Regions from separate parts of the Homo sapiens genome. Here region 2 is linked to region 1. The links are chromatin contacts, found by Hi-C or POLR2A ChIA-PET in ENCODE. All regions are on one chromosome and are shown on one strand. The core of a region is the stretch at or near the end of the contact, and the rest is flanking DNA. Distances in the headings are between cores, read along the strand shown.

What was found. Hi-C counts contacts between places; a loop is a spot of excess contacts on that map. ChIA-PET counts read pairs that join two places held with the same protein, here RNA polymerase II (POLR2A). Pooled maps may share reads with other maps.
Region 2: a map of B cell shows a loop between it and region 1 (6-fold over the local background). The contact joins the enhancer-like site here to the promoter of ABLIM2 in region 1. A Hi-C loop is called at or near these places in 8 of 168 maps with a recorded cell type or tissue (B cell, CD4-positive, alpha-beta memory T cell, CD8-positive, alpha-beta T cell and 3 more), 11 of 37 single-sample maps with no recorded cell type and 13 of 50 pooled maps. POLR2A ChIA-PET finds 5 or more read pairs at or near these places in 8 of 52 experiments (AG04450, B cell, BJ and 5 more).

The regions. Positions count from the first base shown.
Region 1 is chr4:8,156,486-8,163,073 of GRCh38, reverse strand. It overlaps ABLIM2 (actin binding LIM protein family member 2), which reads left to right and starts at 4,261. Exons shown (of 21, transcript NM_001130083.2): 1 at 4,261-4,394. The coding sequence starts at 4,385. RefSeq lists silencers at 3,655-3,714, 4,055-4,544.
Region 2 is chr4:8,227,466-8,229,965 of GRCh38, reverse strand. It overlaps SH3TC1 (SH3 domain and tetratricopeptide repeats 1), which reads right to left. Exons shown (of 18, transcript NM_018986.5): 12 at 1,322-2,500. Among named protein-coding and RNA genes, the nearest start is that of SH3TC1, 29 kb to the right of the region's middle. RefSeq lists a silencer at 514-573 and enhancers at 331-1,001, 1,094-1,353, 2,343-2,500. Within about 2 kb of position 1,250, at least 22 of the 41 ENCODE cell types and tissues checked have a DNase peak (open chromatin) inside an H3K27ac peak, as active enhancers do; they include B cell, CD4-positive, alpha-beta T cell and CD8-positive, alpha-beta T cell, where a contact is called at or near this core.

The DNA.
Region 1 (6,588 bases), core at 3,012-5,511:
GCACTGTGGGGTCTGCCTCAGCCCCCAACCCCACCCAGCATGTGTCCTTCTACACTTTCTGAGAGCTTCACACTCTCTGAAAGGGCAATAGCTTTTTCAGGACAAATGATCCTAATTTTGAAGCAATTTAAAGGTCATAGAGCAGTGACAGGTGCCTGTGCTTGTGGTGGGGGCATTTATCATGAAGAGAACAAGTCTCCACCTGCGGTCACAGGACTCACATTTTAGGAAGCCTCACCCAGCTCAGCCATGCAGGAAAAGTATTCCCCAGACACGCCATGGCGCAGCTCTTCACTCGAGCACCTGGCTTTGTTTTCAATAGACATTTGTGAAAGTGCGTGTTTGTGTTGAATTGCCTTTTTGTTATTTCTTTTTTTTTTTTTTTTTTTTTTGGACAGAGTCTCGCTCTGTCACCCAGGCTGGAGTGCAATGGCACGATCTCGGCTCACTGCAACCTCTGCCTCCCAGGTTCAAGCAATTCTCCAGCCTCAGCCTCCCCAGTAGCTGAGATTCCAGGCGTGCACCACCACGCCCGGCTAATTTTTGTGTTTTTAGTAGAGATGGGGTTTCTCCATGTTGGCCAGGCTGGTCTCGAACTCCTGACCTCGTGATCTGCCAGCCTCGGCCTCCCAAAGTGCTGGGATTACAGGAATGAGCCACCGCACCTGGCTGCCTTTTTGTTTTTTTATGGCTGCCTCTATCAGCGGGTCCGGGACCCCACATGTAAACCTGGAGCCCCAGGGAAGCAGCATTTGGCTTCGGATGGTTTGACCTGGGGTGTGATAGGCCACGGACCTGGGGCTGCCCTCTCTGCATTCTGCTCCCTCCATCGCTGGAACAACCAACATCCCATAATAGTGGTTAGGACACTCAGAAGGAGGGGGTGCTCTTGTTTCCCCCAGGGTCCTACTGGGGGTTCTGACCATTGTCTTCTGGCCTCCTGTGGGCCTGTCACCTTCCTGCTGGCCCTGGGCCGGCACCTGGCAGACCCCCATAACACTGCTGTCCTCCCCGAAGCCCAGAGCACCCCATCATAGAGCAGGGGAAAGGTGGACACATCACCTCTAAGTGTCTCCTAATCTCAAAAGAAAGCAGAGTGCCTGAAAGCGCGTCCCAGGGAGGCCAGGCCAGGGGTGCCTCCTGAAGCCTCCAGCCAGGGGCACCAGGAGGGGTGAAGGAAATCCTGCCCTTTACGCTGGTGCCTTGGAAAACTCTAGCTTTCCCCCTAGTGCTTCCCGGAATGAGAAGCCTGGGCCAAGTTTCTTCCCCTGTATAAGACTCCTCTCTGCAGAGCAGAGAAGTCCACAGTCCAGTGAAGCAGGCAGATTCTCAGGCAGGAGCGGTGCAGCCAAGGGCCGTGCTCCAAGTGTGGGTGTGGAAATGGGCAAATGGGGCCTGGGGCCTTCAAGGTCACTGCCTGGGGCACCCGCCTATCAGGGGCTTGATAGGATCCCCACTGAAATGGGATGGGAGCCCCCAGGGAACCTGGATAAGCACTGGAGGTAGAAGGGAGCCCCCGGAGTTCAGGTCTCTACCCGCTGCCTGCTGGAAGGAGGCATGGGTCACTGCAGGGCTTCCCTGTGTGGTGAAGGGCATGTGAGCTGAGGCTGGAGGAGGAGGGCAGGGGCTCCTGCTTCCATGTTGGTACCCTCCAAGGTACCCACCAAGGCCCTCCTCTAAATGCACGTTTAATGATTTTTTTTTTTCATGAGATAGGGTCTGTCACCCAGGCTGGAGTACAGTGGTCCGATCATGGCTCATTGCAACCTCCGCCTCCCAGGTTCAATCAATCATCCCAGCTCAGCCTCCAGAGTAGCTGGGACCACAGGCACACACCACTATACCCAGCTAATTTTTGTATTTTTTATAGAAACAGGGTTTTGCCATGTTGCTCAGGCTGGTCTCAAATTCCTGAGCACAAGCAATCCTCCCACCTTGGCCTCACAAAGTGCTGGGATTACAGGCGCGAGCCACCGCGCCCGGTCCCCTTTTAATAAACCTTTAAAGGACCTTGGTTTGACATATTTGGGGCCTCCCTGTGTCCATGAGCCCCTTGAAGACCCCCTGACACCCCACCAGGCCTGCTAAAAAATAAGAGGGGCAGCATTTTTCTAGAATGAATCTTGTGGCATGTGAAATGATTTCTTGTCTATCTTCTTCACTAGGACTAGAAAGCCCAGCACACTGAAGGTGTTTGAGAATCCTAAGGGGTATGTATGCACTGTGAGTTGAAGGATATAGAAACTGAGGCACACAGAGGGCAAGCAAGTTGCCTGAGGTCACACCTGGCCTGTAGTACCATGGACAGAGAACCAAGTCTGTTTCAATCGATTCAATTCAACCAGCAGATTCGCTGAAGTCCCAGTTCAGCAGACACGGAGCAGGAAGGAAAGAAAAGACCTGGCTCAAGCCCCACCCTGTCACTAACTTGCTGGGTGACTTGAGGCAGTATGTCTTTGGGCCTTGGTTTCTGCCCTTGTGAAAGAAGATGTTGGAACCACATGGCCCCGAGGCCCTTCCAGGTTGAGAACTGTTAAGGCTCCCCAGCCCCTTGTCCTGGGCTCTGGAACCAGTCTGGAATGGGGCACCCACATCCACCCTCTGGCTCACAGGGTCTTGGCAGAGAGGTGTGAGGGCTCCCTGCCGTCCTCACCAGGCTGTGTGGGGGAAATCATGGCACCCCTGGGAGGTTCTCAGGAGCCTTTGGAAACAGAGGGAGGAAACAGAGGCTGCGGGGGAGCCTGACCGAGAGCTCCTTAGAGGGCAAGTGGCAGCAGGGTGTACCTACGGCAGGTGGGTGCCTGGCCTACCTCTCAGGCTATGATCCAGGAGTGCCAGGTGCCAGCACTCTCCCCTCCCCTCTATCCTTCTCTCCGTTTATTCAACAGATATTTGCAGACTGCCTGCTCTGTGCCAGGCCCTATGTTAGCCACAGAGAATAATAATAGCAAAGCAAAGACATTTATTGATCTCAACTCACACTGGGTCATGGCACACATTAGTTCACTGATCCTTAGATCTGGCGCCCCCTCAATTACATGGCACAAGATCCCAGTGGACTGGCATGGGAACCCTGCGGCTGCGGGCAGAATCACCTAGCTGGGCCTCCTGGATTTCTAGGGTGTGTGGGGCTTGGCTGGTTCCCCAGGACTTCAGCTCCCCCACTGAGCCACTGTACTCCTGGCCTCCCATCCTGGCCCCTCTTGGGGGAGATGGCTGCTGCTGAGGGAGGGGGAGGAGTACCTGCTCCTGCCTCAGTGTTCCATTCAGTCTACATTTTCTGTGCCCAATCTTCTTCCACTTGTTGAAAGCATCTCCAAACAGCCCTGGCCCAAGCCAAAAGTCCTTGGCCTCTCTCTCCATGCCAGGTTCCCGCGATTCTGCATCCTAAATGCTCCTCCAGCCCAGGCCCTCCGCGCCTGGTGGGCATCCTTGTGTTTGCCGGCTCCTCCCGACCTCTCTGCAGCTCGCCTTTTGTCGCACCAGGCACACAGTGGGGACCCCTGCTCCTCCCCGTTCCCTGACTCCCTCTCCTGCACCCGCGTCCAGGCCCTGTGCTGGGCGCCTGATGTCACAGGGTAGCCGGTCACCGTGGAGGCTGGGGCCGGGGACTGCGCCGAAGTGAGCCGCGCCACCTCTCCCGGTGCACCCCCCAGCTGGGCGCCAGCCGGCGAGGAGCGACGGGAGCCTGGGGTGGGTGGCGAGGCGCGGACAGCCCAAGCCCGGAGGCAGGAAACCTGCGCACGAATCCCCACCAGTGCAAGCCTCGCCGACGGATGCGGGCTAATCCTGCCCGAGCACCGCCCCCGCCTCAGTTTCCCTCTCTGTAAACTGGTAAAGAAGAGTTGGCCCAGAAGGTCTTCAGGCGCCTTGTAGCTCGACTACTCAAGAAGAGCTGCACCAAGCTCGCTTTTCCCTGCGCCGCTCTCCTAGCGACTCCCGGATTCCGTGAGCGGCAGTCCCCACGTCGCCCCTCAGGCCGTGGCGACAGCTCTGCAGAGATCTAAGAACGATTGCGAAAGGCCTCAGCCGCCGTCGCCCGTCTGCGCCTGCGCTGGCCGCGAAGCGTGCTGGGACTTGTAGTCCGATCGCCCCGCAGCTGGGGAGCCAGGCGGAGCGGTGGCGTCGAGGTGCCTACACTTCCCAGGGTGCTCCCGGGCGGCAGCGGGGGCGCGGGGCGGGGCCGCCAGGAGGGGCGTGAGAGTGGGCGTGGCACGGGCGTGGCCTGCGCGCCGTGGGGCTGCGGCGGCGCTGCCTGGCGTGTGCGCAAGGAGCGGGCGCGGAGCCGGCGGGCGGGCGGAGGATAGCGCGGGCGCGGCACCTGCGGGCCCGAGGGTCTGGCTGTCGCAGCGCCGGGCCGCCCCGACTCCGAGCGGCTGCTGAGATGAGTGCAGGTGGGTGCTGGGGACCGAGGGACCAACGGGTCCCCGCGCTGGCTCGCGGCGCCGCAAGGGCTGGGTGGCATTCGGAGGCTGCACCTGCAACGCCGGGGAAAATCACCCAGCGGCTCCACCCAACTTTTGCTCCAGGATTTTGCAGCCCCGAGGGGCCAGAGCGCAGCCCTCTGCCCTGCGCCCGGAGCGCGTAGCTCAGTGGCGCGGGCCGGGGATCCTTTCCCAGCGCGCCGGCCGGCGTGGCTGCGCCAGGATGTCTGGAAGGCGCCCCTTCTTTGCTTCTCACGGGGGTCCGGGTTGTTCCAGGCTGCAGAAAGCGGTCAGGGTCCGCGCGGGGGCCTGGGGTCCGGGCGAAGGGCCGGGGCCCCAGCAGACCTAGGCACGCAGAGGTGAGATGATAGGCGGGGCTTTGCAGCTGGGGGCGCCGCCCTTGCGCCGCTCTGGCAGCGCCTGGGTTGGGGGCGTCAGGCCGACCCTCGGCGCCCAGGACTCTCCGCAGCAGATCTGGGGACCCGGAGCCCGCATGTGTCAGACCCGGCCCCGACCCGATCTCTGCGCGTCTCCAGCCCCTCGCCCCTGCGCGTCGCACCCCTGCCTTTCCCGCCGCACCCACCCTCCGGGATCTGACAGCCTCTGTGCGGGGCTGGAAAAATCCCACAGCGCTGGAGCCCAGCCGCGCCTTGTGCTGTTGGGGAAACTGAGACCTAGAACTGGAGCCCTTGGCGGTGAGCCCTGGAGGCGGCCTGAGGATGCCCGGATCTGAGAGCCTCCTGGGGCCCGCACCGGGCTGAGGGCTTGTCGTTGCATTCCCGGCAGGGAAGGGCTGTCACCCCATTTTTCAGGGTGTGACCCGAGGCGCACCAGGCTTGAGTCACTTGCTTGGCTCAGGAAGGGGGGGCGGGGATTCGAACCCCGGGCTCACTGACTCTTGTGCTCTTTCCTCTAAGCCTGTCGCGCCAGGGACTGCAGTATGGCCCTTGGCCATGGTGCAGAAACCAATGGGGACAGCCGCTTCCCCTGAGGGAGATCGGACTGGGGAGAGAATGTGAATTTAGTAAGAGCTTCCTGTGGGCTGTAGGCCTAGAAGGGGGCGGGGGCTAAGGGCCAGGGACTCCCCTCCCTGGGGAGATTGTCTCCCTCCCCCTCCAATCCAAGGAAGGAGGGACGGCGTTGCCGGGAGCCTTTGGGAGTAGCTGAGAGCAATGGCAGGCGGTTGGGGAGGTCAGAGGCAGAACCCTTTGGAAGAGGATTTCTGAAATGGCCAACCTAGTTATCTGGGAGTGGCTGGGGAGCAGGGCACCCTGAGACTTGGCAGAACCTCCAGACACATTTATCTAATGGCAGGTGGGGATAATGGCTGGGTGCACACAGAGTAATTTTATGCTTCTTGTGGCCATAATTGATACCTGTGGTCCCCCCTGTCATCAGGGAGAGCCTCAGAAGCAGTGCTGGCATCTCTCCTCTGCATCTGACGAGAAGGGGTGTGGGGGCACTGGGGCAGTTGGGGGCAGAGACTGGGGTTTGAACCATGGTGACTGCCTGGTGGTCTTAGGCATAGGTGGCACCTTCCAGAGCTTGGCTTCCTGACCTGTAAGAGCAGTAGCATTGGTTGCCTGGAGGGGACAAGGTACAACATGAAGAGCCCCACACCTGGGAGGCCCTCGGTAGTTTGGGATGGTCATTGCTGGGTGGCCAGCTCAGCTCAGACCCTCTGAATCAATCCAGCCCTTTGGAACTGGCAATGTGTGCTCTCCGGGCCACCTGTCGCCCCTGCCCAGCCCTGTCCCCAGCCGATGATGCGCACAGCAGGCATTCCACCCACACAGTGGGGGAGAGCAGACAGCATGGTCCCTTGTTCCTGGCATGTGGGCTCTAACGTCCGGCCACTGTGTATGTCTGGCAGGACAGGAGCTTCCATCATCAACAAGGGCAACAAGGGCAGGTCCCCTGTGGCCCTCCCCACACCCGCTGGCATTATTCCAGAGCTCAGCACTGGTAGGAGTGGCTGAGCATCATCTGGTCCAGTCTCCAGCTGCCCAAATGGGCCGAAGGCTTAGAGCCCAGGGCAGCCTGTCTAACCCTCGTGTGCTGCAGGCTCCCTGTTCCTTTGGGCTGTGTCCATGTCTTCAGTTCCTGACACAGGGCACCTCCAGGATGACCCAGGTGTGGATCGAGGCCATGCAGTTGCCTTACT
Region 2 (2,500 bases), core at 1-2,500, 70 kb before region 1:
CTCGTCCCCTGGCCCCCGGTCTCCTCGACTGTTCAACGCGGGGTGGGGAGACAGGGAAGCATGATCCTCGTTCCCTGGCCTGCGTTTCCAAGTCTGAATCCCCCAGCACCCCGGGGAGGGCCTCGTAGGAGGTGCCACAGGCTATTGTGCCAGGACCCACCGGAGGCTGCTGTGGGGGCTGGGGTGCCGGGTTTCTGGAGGGTCTCCTTGCAGTCAGAGAATGGCCCTGGGGAAGAAGCCTGGGTCTGAACCCCCCCACTCCTCCTTGGGCAGATGGCTCCCCAGTGCCCTTAGGGAAAAGGCCAAGCCACAGCCTGAGGCCCCAGGCCCTGCTTAGCTCTCCAGCAGAGCTTCTCACCATCCAGCACCCAACCAACCCACGCCCAACTCTGCACCTCCCTGCATAGGCCCTGCTCACTCACCCCCACTTACACCCCACTCATCCCCGCTCACCCGCTCACACCCCCGCTCACTCACCCCCTGCTCACCCCCATCACACCCCCACTCACTCACCCCCTGCTCACTCACCCCCATCACACCCCCACTCACTCACCCCTACTCGCTCACCCCTGGGCCTTCACACAGGCTACACCACCAGCCCCTCACCCACCACGTATTACTTGACTAAATCTTCTCAACCCTCTGGCCCCAGACTAAAGAGGCTTCCCTAACCCGGGGCCAAGAGCTGCCCCGCCATCACACCACTCACCCTTTTGTGGCTTCTCTGGCCTGAAGCTCACTTTCCCATGCTCAGCCCCTGCCACCCAAGGACCCCACAAGCCCCATTTGTGGGTGGGACGTGGCACACTCTGCACAACGAGCTGCTTTTGCATAAACTTTTCTGCGGCTTTGGGTAACCACCCGCCCCTGCGTCCTCTGTGAAGTGGGATGACAGGTGCACAGGGCTGCCGAGATGTCAAGCAGATAACATGGGCACAAGCACCGGCGTTCAGGGCCTGGCTCATGGAGGGGCCCCAAGTCCCAGCTCAGCGGAGCCTGCCTCGCTTCCAGGGTTATGTCTAGGGTGACCCACCGCCCGTTGCCCAGACTTCAGGGATTCCCAGCATGCAGGACTTTCAGTGCTCAAGGCAGGATGGTCCCTGGGCAAACCGGGAGGAGCTGGCTCCCCCAGTAGGGCAGAGAGGGCCTGGCCCTGCGTGGGAACTGCCTGTCTCCAGGGCGCTTGCCAACATCTGCTGTTTGCCATGACTCAGCACTTTCGATGGTGGAAAAACCACCGCTTGTGTCTGAATCACAAACCCCAGGTGTGCCCTGACCCGAGTGGCCCCGGAAGGCACACAGAAGGAACTGGGGCACTCACTCTCCACGTGGCCCATCTCCACGGCGACCAGAAGGGCCCACTCGTAGTAGCCCTTGCCCTGCTGGGCCGGGCCCTGGCGGGTGCAGAGATGGCCCAGCTGCAGGAGCACGTGGGTGAAGTCCCGGCCACACTCCCCAAGGGGCAGCCTCGAGAACAGCCGCACGGCCTCCAGGAGGTAGTGCTGGGCCAGCCTGCTGGCACCCGCATGCAGGCACAGGGCCCCGAAGTTGGCCAGCCCCACTGCCTGGTTCCTTTGCTGGCCCAGGTCCCGAGCCACCCGCAGGGCGCGGTAGTAGCTCTCAGCTGCCTGCCTCGTCCGGCCCGTCCTCTTCAGAGCCACGGCCACCATGTTGGCAATCACGCCCTCCTGGTCCTCGCTGGCCACCACTGCATCCCGGACAGACTGCAGGATGTCCAGGGCCACCGGGCTCTGCCCATGAAGCACGTGCAGCCAGGCCAGGGCCACCAGGTGGTCCACGATGGCACGGACTCCGGCAATAGCACTGGCTTCCACTGCCTGCGTCATGAAGGTGATGGCCGGGCCGTGGCAGCCATGGTGGCTGTACAGCTGGGCCAAGCTGGTGTAGAGGGGGCCGCGCAGCGCCTGGCCTGTGCCCGGGGTCAGGGAGGCCAGCGCTTGCCTGAGGTAGTGGGAAGTTTGGGCAGGGAGGCTGTGGGGCTGGGGGGCGTTCTGGAGCACCAGGTTCACACTCCTCAGCGAGCCGGCCAGCGAGCCCCGTGTCCGCAATGAGGCCACCTTGACACAGCTCAGCACCAGGTGGGGCAGGCACTTGCGGCTGTAGATGTCAGCCAGGAGTAGGTAGCAGTCTGAGAGCCACGCGGCCTCTGGGGCTCCCGAGTCCCTGTGCAAAAGCAGCAGCCGCTCTAGGAAGGGCAGGGCCTCCTCGGGCTGCTTGAGGTGCACGTGGTGCCTGGCCAGCAGGAAGCAGGCCCGGGCCTCGGCCTGCAGGCTCTGGCCACCCACCGCCCGCCGCAGCGCCAGCTGCAGGAGCTCCCCCTCCGCCTCGGTGCTGCAGATGTGGTCAGGCGTCCCCAGGAGCAGGGCCATGGCTTTGGGCACCACCTGTGCACACTTCTCCCGGTTCTTCTGCTTCCGGTAAATGCTGGCCAGGTTGGCGTACACAGCCACCACTAGGAACAGGTCCCCGAAGCTGCCCT